Regions from separate parts of the Homo sapiens genome. Here region 1 is linked to region 2. A link is a contact called in ENCODE Hi-C or POLR2A ChIA-PET data. All regions are on one chromosome and are shown on one strand. Each heading gives the region's core, a stretch centred on a gene start or an enhancer-like site at or near the end of the contact. The rest is flanking DNA. Distances are from core to core; before and after follow the strand shown. Region 1 overlaps NR2F2-AS1 (NR2F2 antisense RNA 1). Region 2 has its middle 360 kb from the start of NR2F2-AS1.

Evidence for each region. Hi-C counts contacts between places; a loop is a spot of excess contacts on that map. ChIA-PET counts read pairs that join two places held with the same protein, here RNA polymerase II (POLR2A). Pooled maps may share reads with other maps.
Region 1: a map with no recorded cell type shows a loop between it and region 2 (2.7-fold over the local background). The contact joins two enhancer-like sites. A Hi-C loop is called at or near these places in 1 of 168 maps with a recorded cell type or tissue (GM12878), 4 of 37 single-sample maps with no recorded cell type and 3 of 50 pooled maps. POLR2A ChIA-PET finds 5 or more read pairs at or near these places in 1 of 52 experiments (GM12878).

What each region holds. Positions count from the first base shown.
Region 1 is chr15:96,228,763-96,233,710 of GRCh38, reverse strand. All of the region lies in intron 2 of NR2F2-AS1 (NR2F2 antisense RNA 1), which reads left to right. Among named protein-coding and RNA genes, the nearest start is that of NR2F2-AS1, 96 kb to the left of the region's middle. Within about 2 kb of position 2,875, at least 4 of the 41 ENCODE cell types and tissues checked have a DNase peak (open chromatin) inside an H3K27ac peak, as active enhancers do.
Region 2 is chr15:95,969,486-95,974,288 of GRCh38, reverse strand. No RefSeq gene overlaps it. Among named protein-coding and RNA genes, the nearest start is that of NR2F2-AS1, 360 kb to the left of the region's middle. Within about 2 kb of position 2,113, at least 4 of the 41 ENCODE cell types and tissues checked have a DNase peak (open chromatin) inside an H3K27ac peak, as active enhancers do.

The DNA of each region.
Region 1 (4,948 bases), core at 1,626-4,125, 260 kb before region 2:
GCATGAGCTTCCCGAGACTCCACACTCCTCCCAGTGTGCAGGCCAGTCAGAGGTTCTCCAGGACCCCTTTATACGTGGCTGTCTCAGAGGGCAGTCTACGGTGGAAGGATGTGAACCTGGGAGTCAGAGAAACTTGGCTTTAAATCCAGACGCCAGCATTTAACTAGCGATGTGAAGTTAGGCAGATCACTTAACCTCTTTGAGCCCCAGATTCTTCCATTCACATGCTATGAACCTGATACCATCATCATGGTGGGTGCTTCATAGTCAACGCAGGGAAGTCAGATGGAGACTGATCCATGAGCCCCATGACCCAGCTGTCCTGCTCCTGGGAGTGGAACCCATCCCAGCATTGGGTGTGGTGGTGAGGATGGGGTGACTGAGGTGTTTTTCGCTGGGGAGATGGGTAGTGAGATGTCAGGGAGGCTCATCATACAATGCTATGCAGCAGTATGAAGCAGTGCAGATTAAATCTTAAAAACTGACTAAGAGGGAGGAAAACCACAAAAACATCTGTGGGCACCATTTATGTATAAACATACATATGTGTATATATGTAAACATGTATGTATATATATGCTTATACATAAACGTATGTGTATATAAGGTACATATACAGACAGAGCAAGGAAATTTGGGGTGTCTTATGAGAATGCATACAAACTCAAGGATGTCATCGAACACAATACTGCTATTGTTTATGGGTTGTGGGAGGAAAATGGAAGGGGAAAAGGAGATAAAAGTTAATGAACACATGAGTGAAGGGCTTGGCACAAACTTGTAACGATAGCGTGCTATGAGTTGAGGAGTATGACTTACTCAATGTTCTGTCCTGGGTCTAAAAGAAAAAGAAAAGTTCAACAAAAAAGTCAAGGGAAGGGGGAGAATATAATTCTCAGTAATGCTACGGGGGCTTCAGGGTCTGGGTGTGAGGACCGGCACCCATGTGGCTATGGAATAGCTCTCTCCCTTGGCTCTCTCTCTCTCTGTTGAGAGTGGGAAGAAATTTCAGGAGAAATATAAGGCATGGCCCAAGATACTCATTTGCTCTTATGTGAACTCTCGGTCTCTCAGTTTCTAGTTGCCTAAAGGCACTTCTCTAATTTTTCCCAATTCTCATTGCAGACCCAGTTTTGGTGACTTGGTCACTGCAGACCTTTCAGAATGTGTGGTGCTCATTCTTGTTAAACCAGTTGAGAATTTCCCCAATCCTTTGGCCCTGCGCACAAGTGTAGCTGCTCTTCCAATCAATGGGACCTTTGTATGCAGCAGGGCGGAAGGATATTATTATGTGACAAATGACCACAGGGAAACTCCCATTATTTTCCTTGTGTCTGAGAAATTATAAATGTGTAATAAGGAACACTTTGTAGTAACCCTTGTTAATTTATGATTTTAAATATGAATGTGAATTTATTGGAATGACACAATAAAGAGTCACCATGGGCACCGATTATAATTATCACCAAGTACAATGAAGCAGAGAAAGAAACTATCTCGCTCCTAAATGGCATCATCCATATAAGCCTTGCCTTGTTCAAAGCTACTCTGTAGTATTTTCTTTTAAATAAAATAAATAAGGCACAAATAAACAACATAACCTAAAGAGGAGATGGAATGGTCTATTTCTTTTTGTTTTTTGGAAGCTAAATTTTTGAGATAACATTAAAGATAAAAATCAGCAAGACACCTCTGGGCTACGAGAGGCTACTCTTATGTCACATGTCCATTTATCACCATCATCTTCTCTATGTTCTCTTCCCTTCCCCCCACTTTCTCCTCCTCCTACTTCTTGATTAGCCAGTCAGATGTCTTATTCTTCTGAAGGAAGTGATTTGTTCAGAGATGGGTACATGATACCAGGCTCTGCCAATACAAGGCTTGCCTGAGACATTGGTTGGAGATGTAAAGAAAGAAGTATGCTCACTTCTAGAAGAGCCACATATAAACCATTAACTGCAGTGAAGAAAGCCTGATGAAGGATGCCAATGGAGAAGGAAGCAGAGCAGCACAGAGCAGGAGCAATAGTTAGATGCGCATGATGACATTACTTGAGTACCTGGATCCAGCCACACCTGAAAACTGAACTCTCTAAACTCCTCACTTATTGGAACTAATATGTTTCTCCTTTTTGGTTTTAGTTGGTTTCAGTTGACTTTTTACTCATGGCAAACCAAAGATTTTTTTTTTTTTTTTTGAGACACAGTCTCATTTTATCACCCAAGCTGGAGTGCAGTGGCGCAATCTTGGCTCACTGCAACCTCCACCTCCCGGGCTCAAGCAATTCTCCTGTCTCCACCTCCCAGGCAGCTGGAATTGCAGGCATGCACTACCACGCCCAGTTATTATTATTATTATTATTATTATTATTATTATTATTTGTATTTTTAGTAGAGATGGGGTTTCATGATGTTGGCCAGGCTGGTCTCGAACTCCTGACCTCAGGTGATCCACCTGCCTCGGCCTCCCAAAGTGCTGGGATTACAGGTGTGAGCTGCTGCACCCAGCCAGCAAACCAAAGATTTCTGAGTAACACACCAAGTAAGAAAGGCAAACACTGCCACACTGGGAAGCACACACTCATTTATTAAACATTTAGCATGTCTTACTCTAGAACAGGAAGAGCATTTGTACAGATCATATGACTCATTTGAATCAATTTCAAACAAAGAGAACAAGTCTGTGCGTTAGTTCAAAGATGCCTGCCATATCTTTGGGTATCTAAATAAGTTCGCATGTGTGCTTTTACTTTAATAACCAAAAAGAAATGTGGCCATAGGTTGGGTTACCTGGATCATATATTCTAACTAGACAGTAATTCATAAATTCTGTGCCAGCAGTTTCATTTGTGACTACAGTTGCGTGAAGTCATGAAGAACTACTTTAATAGTCATAAGGTGATGAGCTGTATGACCTAAGGCAATTTACTTAACTTCTTTGTACTGTCAGTGTTTATCTGTCAAGTGGCAATAATAAGAGTATCTACTTCAACCAAACTTCCACCAATTCTTCTGAGTAATAAATAAGCAAATATATGTTAAGTGCTTAGAATGGTGGCTGGCACACTCACTCAGTAAATAATAGCTATTGTTATTCATTATCACCACCACCATCAACTTCATGTAGGAAGCTTCACAAGCAGTTTGAATAACTTGCAAATATGCAGAACTTTATTTACCACTTACAAAGTACTTTTGCCTGCATCATCCAATTTGAAACAGTAAATCTATGCTGCCACACAATATGCGTTTTACAGTTTGCCTTCTTGCAATTGAAAAGAGCAGTTTTTTTCAAATATTTACATAATATTTTGCAAGATGCACTGAATCTCGTATCACATATGAATGACTGAGGAACACTTTTTTTTTTTTCCTGCAGAAGAGTTAAACAAAAACATTTAAAATACAAATGTGGACTGGTTCTGGATATCTTTTACCAAGATTGGAAATTTAACTGCTTAATAAAACTTTGGTTATACCTGTTATATTTGTCAACAGACCTAATCATGGGAAATAAAATGTTACTTTGTTAAGAGTTACTTTATCTTTTCCTTAATATATCACTGATATCAAAAAGAAAAGGGTGAAGCAAATTCATACTTTCATGTCATTGGTCATTTAAAATATTTTTAAAGTTGGACCTCCTGAAAGACTTAGTGTGTTTCATGTCACCAACGTAAGCAGATTGTTGAATTTGACACATCTAAAAGTTTTCTTTGTTTATGGAATTTTCTCACAAAGACCTGCTTTCAAAATGCTAAAATATTCATTCATACTAAGAGTTTTGTTGTTGTTGTTGTTGTTGTTGTTTTGTTGTTTTCCCCCACACGAAGAAGCTTTGAATTAACTGGGTAAAATTTTTCAATAGTCTTTTTTCTTTTTTTTGAGATGGAGTCTCGCTCTGTCTCCAGGCTGGAGTACAGTGGCGCCATCTCGGCTCACTGCAACCTCTGCCTCCTGGGTTCAAGCGATTCTCCTGCCTCAGCCTCCCGAGGGGCTGGGACTACAGGCGAGTGCCCCCATGCCCAGCTAATTTTTGTACTTTTAGTAGAGACGGGGTTTCACCATGTTGGCCAGAATGGTCTCGATCTCTTGACCTCGTGATCTGCCCGCCTCGGCCTCCCAAAGTGCTGGGATTACAGGCGTGAGCCACTGCGTCCAGCCCTCAATAGTCTTGTTTAAGGAGATGATACAATTTTATTCTTGTATCAATTTCTAGAATTCATCAAAGTTTGCTAGTAATTCTTTTATTTTGGACCTTGATGGTATTTTATCCAATTCAGGGAAAACACACCTGCTTTAATAACTGCTAAGGGGACAAGGATGGTGTGGGAGGAAAGATTTATATAACTAGTTTTACAAGTGTAAATTTTAATAATTTCTTGTATAGCAAAACAAAAACCAAAAAGCATATACAATAAAACTTTCTTTGGTATTTAGATGGTATTTTTCTTGTCAGAGCTTTGGCCAGAAGCTAGAAGAAACAATTGAGTTCTGAATTGTTCTCCTCTGTTTAGGCTACCGTGTTACTAAAAGGCTTCTGATATTGCAACTTTTTTTTTTTTATAGTTAGTAAGTGTTCCTCGCTTGTATCCTTGATGGACTAATCTATTCCCCACCTAGAGAGTTTGAGTTATTTTCTCAAGAGTAGTTAGTTGTATTTTCTTCATTGTGTATCACAAGGTAAATGCTAAATTCTAGACATATATTGACACTCACAATTATGGACACCAATCATTTTGTGAAGGTAAGCCATACTTTTTAGGTTTTATGAATACTGAATGCATTTTAAAAGACAGCCAGATTCTCCCAGTGTTTACACAATGGGACTAAATGAGTGTTAATAACTTAGGTCTCTTAGAAGCTGTATGAAGATATGCTAACAAAATTCTTTGCTAATACACAGAAGAGATATGCCAGTGTTGGTGGTGTGTCTGTCCTAGAGAAAG
Region 2 (4,803 bases), core at 864-3,363:
CCTACCTCCTCCTTGCAAGACAGAAGTATCATCAGCGTGCTGTTTTCAGTTTTATTGGTAGATCTCTCACAATGTGCTCTAATCTTTGAAACTGGGAAGGGAAAAGGAACCTCCCTGCTGAATTCCCCTCACAGCCCCTCTGCTGCGGGGCCCTGAGGCTCTGGAACCAGGCAGGGGTCGGGGGAGCGCAGTCTTTAGCTGTGCTCCTGCCCACTCATTACTTCCTCTATGAACCACAGCAGAGTTATGCTTGGACAATTTGCCCTGTTGTTCTCCACTCTTCATTGCCTTTTGCACCAGTCAGAACAAAACGCTGAGTCTCCCATGGATCAGAAAGAAGGGGAAAAAGGGGGCTTATCCATTCTCACCCATACACACCACACACACACACACATACACACCACGCACACACACACGAAAATATAATGCCTGTTTTCAAGCACCAGTTATGTACTAAGCACTTTGTATATACTGTATGCAAATTTCTCTTCATCCTTATAAACTAGCTGTTAGTTATTATCTCCTTTGTGCTCATTTGATCACTGAGCTTCAAGGGCCATACAAGCAGGCTCAGCTGACCTGACAGGACCTTGGGCAGAGAGGGCTGTCAAGAAGGTCCCCAATTCAGCCTTCTGCTGCCTTCTACATCTTGCAGCACATTTGCCCCTTTGAGATAACTGAAATTTTTTGAGCCTTCTGCTACTTGAGAAGATATGCTCCCTGGAGTTTCTATCCTTTGCAAAATCCTGGGCAACCTTGTCCGTTCTTCTGTCTCCCAAATCTGGACCTAGAATCCCTAACATCTCACCTAAGCTCGTGATGGGCATATCCAGGGACTTCTAAATTCATCTTCTGGCTATTCATGAAGAGTTAGCATCCTCTTTGCCCCACTCCACCCGCAACACACATATACATTCTTTATCTGCTATTATTCCCTGACATTTAAGACAGAAACCAGGAGTCACCCTCAGTTCATCTCTCCCCTCTAGTCTCCCATCTAACTGATCAGTGTGTCTTGCAGGACTGACGAGGGCAAAGCTGGGCCTCAGTGCTCCCGATACTCAGGCCCCAGTGGCCTCTTTTTGGAACAATTGTTTTGGACTCTTTCACTGACTCCTCTGCCTTAGGTCTCACTGGCTTTGATCCCGCTTTTCTATGGTGGCCAGAGGGACCTTTCTAAGATGCAGAACTAACCAGACCACTCTCTAAACAGAAAATTAAGAAACCCTGCAGAGAGCAAGTCCAGGCCCAGTCCTGCAGCATTGAGGCCTGCCTCCTCTCCGTCGCACTTTTATCTTGCAGTCTGATCTCCAAGCCCCACTCCCTTTGGAATATGCTAGGGGCTCAAGTGGTGTGAATGTCCCCAACCTCCAGGCTGCTGGTCTAGTTGTATGAGATACTCTCATTGCGTACAGTGCCCATATCCTTACAGTTAAAGCCTGTTTAAGACAACCCTGCCTTTCCTGCCATAACCTCACACTGACTAGAGACACACGCAAATGGGCAGGCATGCGTGCCCCCCACCCTGCCAAACACAAGGCAAGCCAGGCGTGCTTCTCTTTAACCATTATAAAGATGAATTTGTCTGCCCTCTCTTTCTTTGAAGAAGTCATCTCCTTGAGGACAGGCATTGTGTCTCTCTTCCAGTTGTCTCCAGCCCCTTGCCCAGGCACCTCCAGGATCATATTTGTTGCGTGGTTGATTTGTCCACTGCCAGATGTTCAGGAGCATGTGTTTCTTTGTGGAAGCTCTGCACTGCCACAGCCTACTGTGGTGCAGAGTCAGTGACTAATAAATGCTGGAATGAGGAGAAGTCATCCCGGCCTCCTCACTTCTCCTTCTTCACAGAAGGACTTCGCTGGCTATTCAAGTCCTGCCCTTCCTCCAGCAGAAACGTTCCTCTCTAATCGCTCTGTTGCAGATAGGTTTTTCTCAGCAGCTGGATGGTTCTGGCTATCTTGAGTCAATTTTCATTCTTGCAACACAGAGGATTTTTGAAAACACTTTCAGAACTTGGGAGCAGCGAGAAGCAGACAGTGCATGATTGCATTGGGACTCAAGAGCAAACCTCAGCTTCCTGGCTGTGGCCATGTGCCAGGCACTGGCGCTAGTGAAGACAGAAAAGTCTTTTGAAGTGCTGCAGATTTAAACCAGGGAATCAGTTAACATCTCCCCAAGCAGCCAGTAGTGGGAACAAGAAGTGTATTTGATAATGGAGAGATGCTGGGAGAATGGCTGAGTCTGTGCTTCCCTTGTGATAAAGGATGCTACAGAGCAGAAATTAAAACGAGAGGACTAGGGGGTGGCAAAGCTGCTCTCATTACAAGAGCGGCAGGCATGGGGTTATTGTGTAGGAAGAAATCGGGCATGAGATTGGAGGGCCTTATGAAGGCTTGCACGGGTATTTCCTTGTTGGTACTTGTGATGGAAATCCAGTTGCTAGCAGAGTTGTAATAGAAAGTGCCTCTCCTGGATTCCTTGATTCCTCGTGATGAATTTTTAGGTAACCGTGAGGAAGAGAGCAGGCAGCACCAGCCCTGAGGGATGGGCACCCCTTTGCTTATGTTCTTCAATTTCATCATACTTTCCTTTCACAGTATCAGTACTGTTCGTGTGCGTGCGTCCATACAGGCAGCAGTGGAAAACGGAAAGCGTATGGACTTCAAGTTTGAATTCACACCAGAGTTGAAATACAGTTCTTTCTCATATGTGCAACACTAAACAAATTGTTTCACTTCTTTGAAGCTAAATGTCCTACTATGTTAAATAGAAAAACTATTACTGAACTCATAGGGTTATGATAAAGATAAAACAATATATTATGAATGCTCTCAGCTCTGGCCAAACTTGTCAACTGTAAATCTGAAGTTTTCATCATATGTTATTTGTATTTAGAATGCTTGGAGTTCTTAAACATCTTTCTAGCCTCTTTTCATCTGAATACAGGTACATTAAAAAAAAATACTGCCAGGGCCAGGCGCGATGGCTGACTCCTGTAATCCCGGCACTTTGGGAGGCCGAGGTGGGTGGATCACCTGAGGTCAGGAGTTCGAGACCAGCCTGGCCAACATGGGGAAACCCCGTCTGTACTAAAAATACAAAAATTAGCCACACGTGGTAGTTGGCGCCTGTAGTCTCAGCTACTCGGGAAGCTGAGGCAGGAGAATCGCTTGAACCTGGGAGACGGAGGTTGCATTGAGCCGAGATCGCGCCACTACACTCCAGCCTGGGTGACAAGAGCAAAACTCCATCTCAAAAAAAAAAAAAAAAAACGAGCAAAAAAACCCCAACAAACTGCCAGGTGTCCATGATTTACAACCAGAGATTACCACGAAGCCTTTTTATAACAGCCCAAGCAAATCAAATCCAATGTGATCATATTAAAATAAAATAATACATTTGTAGTATGGCCCAATAAGCTATCAGAGTGATGGAAACACTCCACAGATCTATTAGCTGTTGATTATTAGAATTATTAGTAAGTGGTTTAATGCATTAATGTAAAATTAAAACCATTTTCTTTATTTTTGGAGGGAAAATTTGACCAAAAAACCTATGAGGAAGTGTTCCATTACCATTTTGTACCAGCCTAACTGAAATGTCACTGCCTATGTCCACTGATTAAACAAATGCTGAAATGGAAGTAAGCAGTTTTCTTCTAATGATGTAGAAATTCCCCCCACGAATCCAGGTGTCACTGCCTAAAGATCAAGTGACTAATTGCAGTGGATACTAGTGGGCCAGGACCATAGCCTAGAAACGTCATGCTGCCAGGGCTCACATGACCTTAAGGGAAAGACCCAAGACTGTCACCAATAAGACTCACATGTTTGCAGATCTTAATGGAAAAACCATGTTCTAAACTAATTAATTCCCTGTTTGTATAATACAGTCACACTTAGCGTACTGTGTGCTCTTTGTAATCTAATTTCTGTTGAATTGCTTTTTACAATCTGCTCAAAATGTGTTTATAACAGAGAATCATTATAAGAATAACTTCTTTTCCCTTTCAGCTTTCCTCTGTTTCTCTCTCTCCTTCCTTCCCCCTTCCTTCCCTCCCTCCTCCCTTTCCTTCCCTTTTTTTCCTTTCCCTTCCCTTCGCTTCCTTCTTCCTTCTTTCCATATCTCCTCCCTACTCCTTCCTTCCTTCCTTCCTTCCATTTTTCTTTCTTTCTCAACTTTAAAATGTGCTTCCCTTTGTTAAATAGATCAAATGAGTTCAGGAATCCAAATTTCTTCCTTGTTCTTTTTATTTTCTCCTTAGTCGTCTTCTTTTGCTTATTGCTTTATGGAGAAAGGTAACTTCTTTTCTTTCAAGAGATTACTAAGTGGTCAATACATATCCATGAGTTCCTGTCTTCTGAGCTGCTCTTAAATTACCTTAAAACACTTCAAATATTTCCTGAAGGTTTTCTATACTAAGCACCTGGGATAGAGAGCTATAACCTGTGAGGTTTACTACCCTCAAGGAAATCAAATACACTCTATTAAAAATGAGAAAGAAGTGTACATTTCAGCACACATTCATTTATTCATTTTTTTCACCTTTTCTTTAATTTTTAAATAACTTTAAAAATAGTTCGAGGCATATAAATTGTAAAAATAGCACAGAGACTTCCCTTGTACCAGCCTTCTCCAATGCACAAAATGTTATGCATATCTGTAATGCATTTTCAAAACCGGGAAACTGACATTGGTACAATGCTGTTTACTCAAATAGAGACTCTATTTGCTTGACTATTTTTAAGTGTTTTGAGACTCAAGAATAGTGTGTTCCAAGGAGAAGATTCTCAACCGAGGATG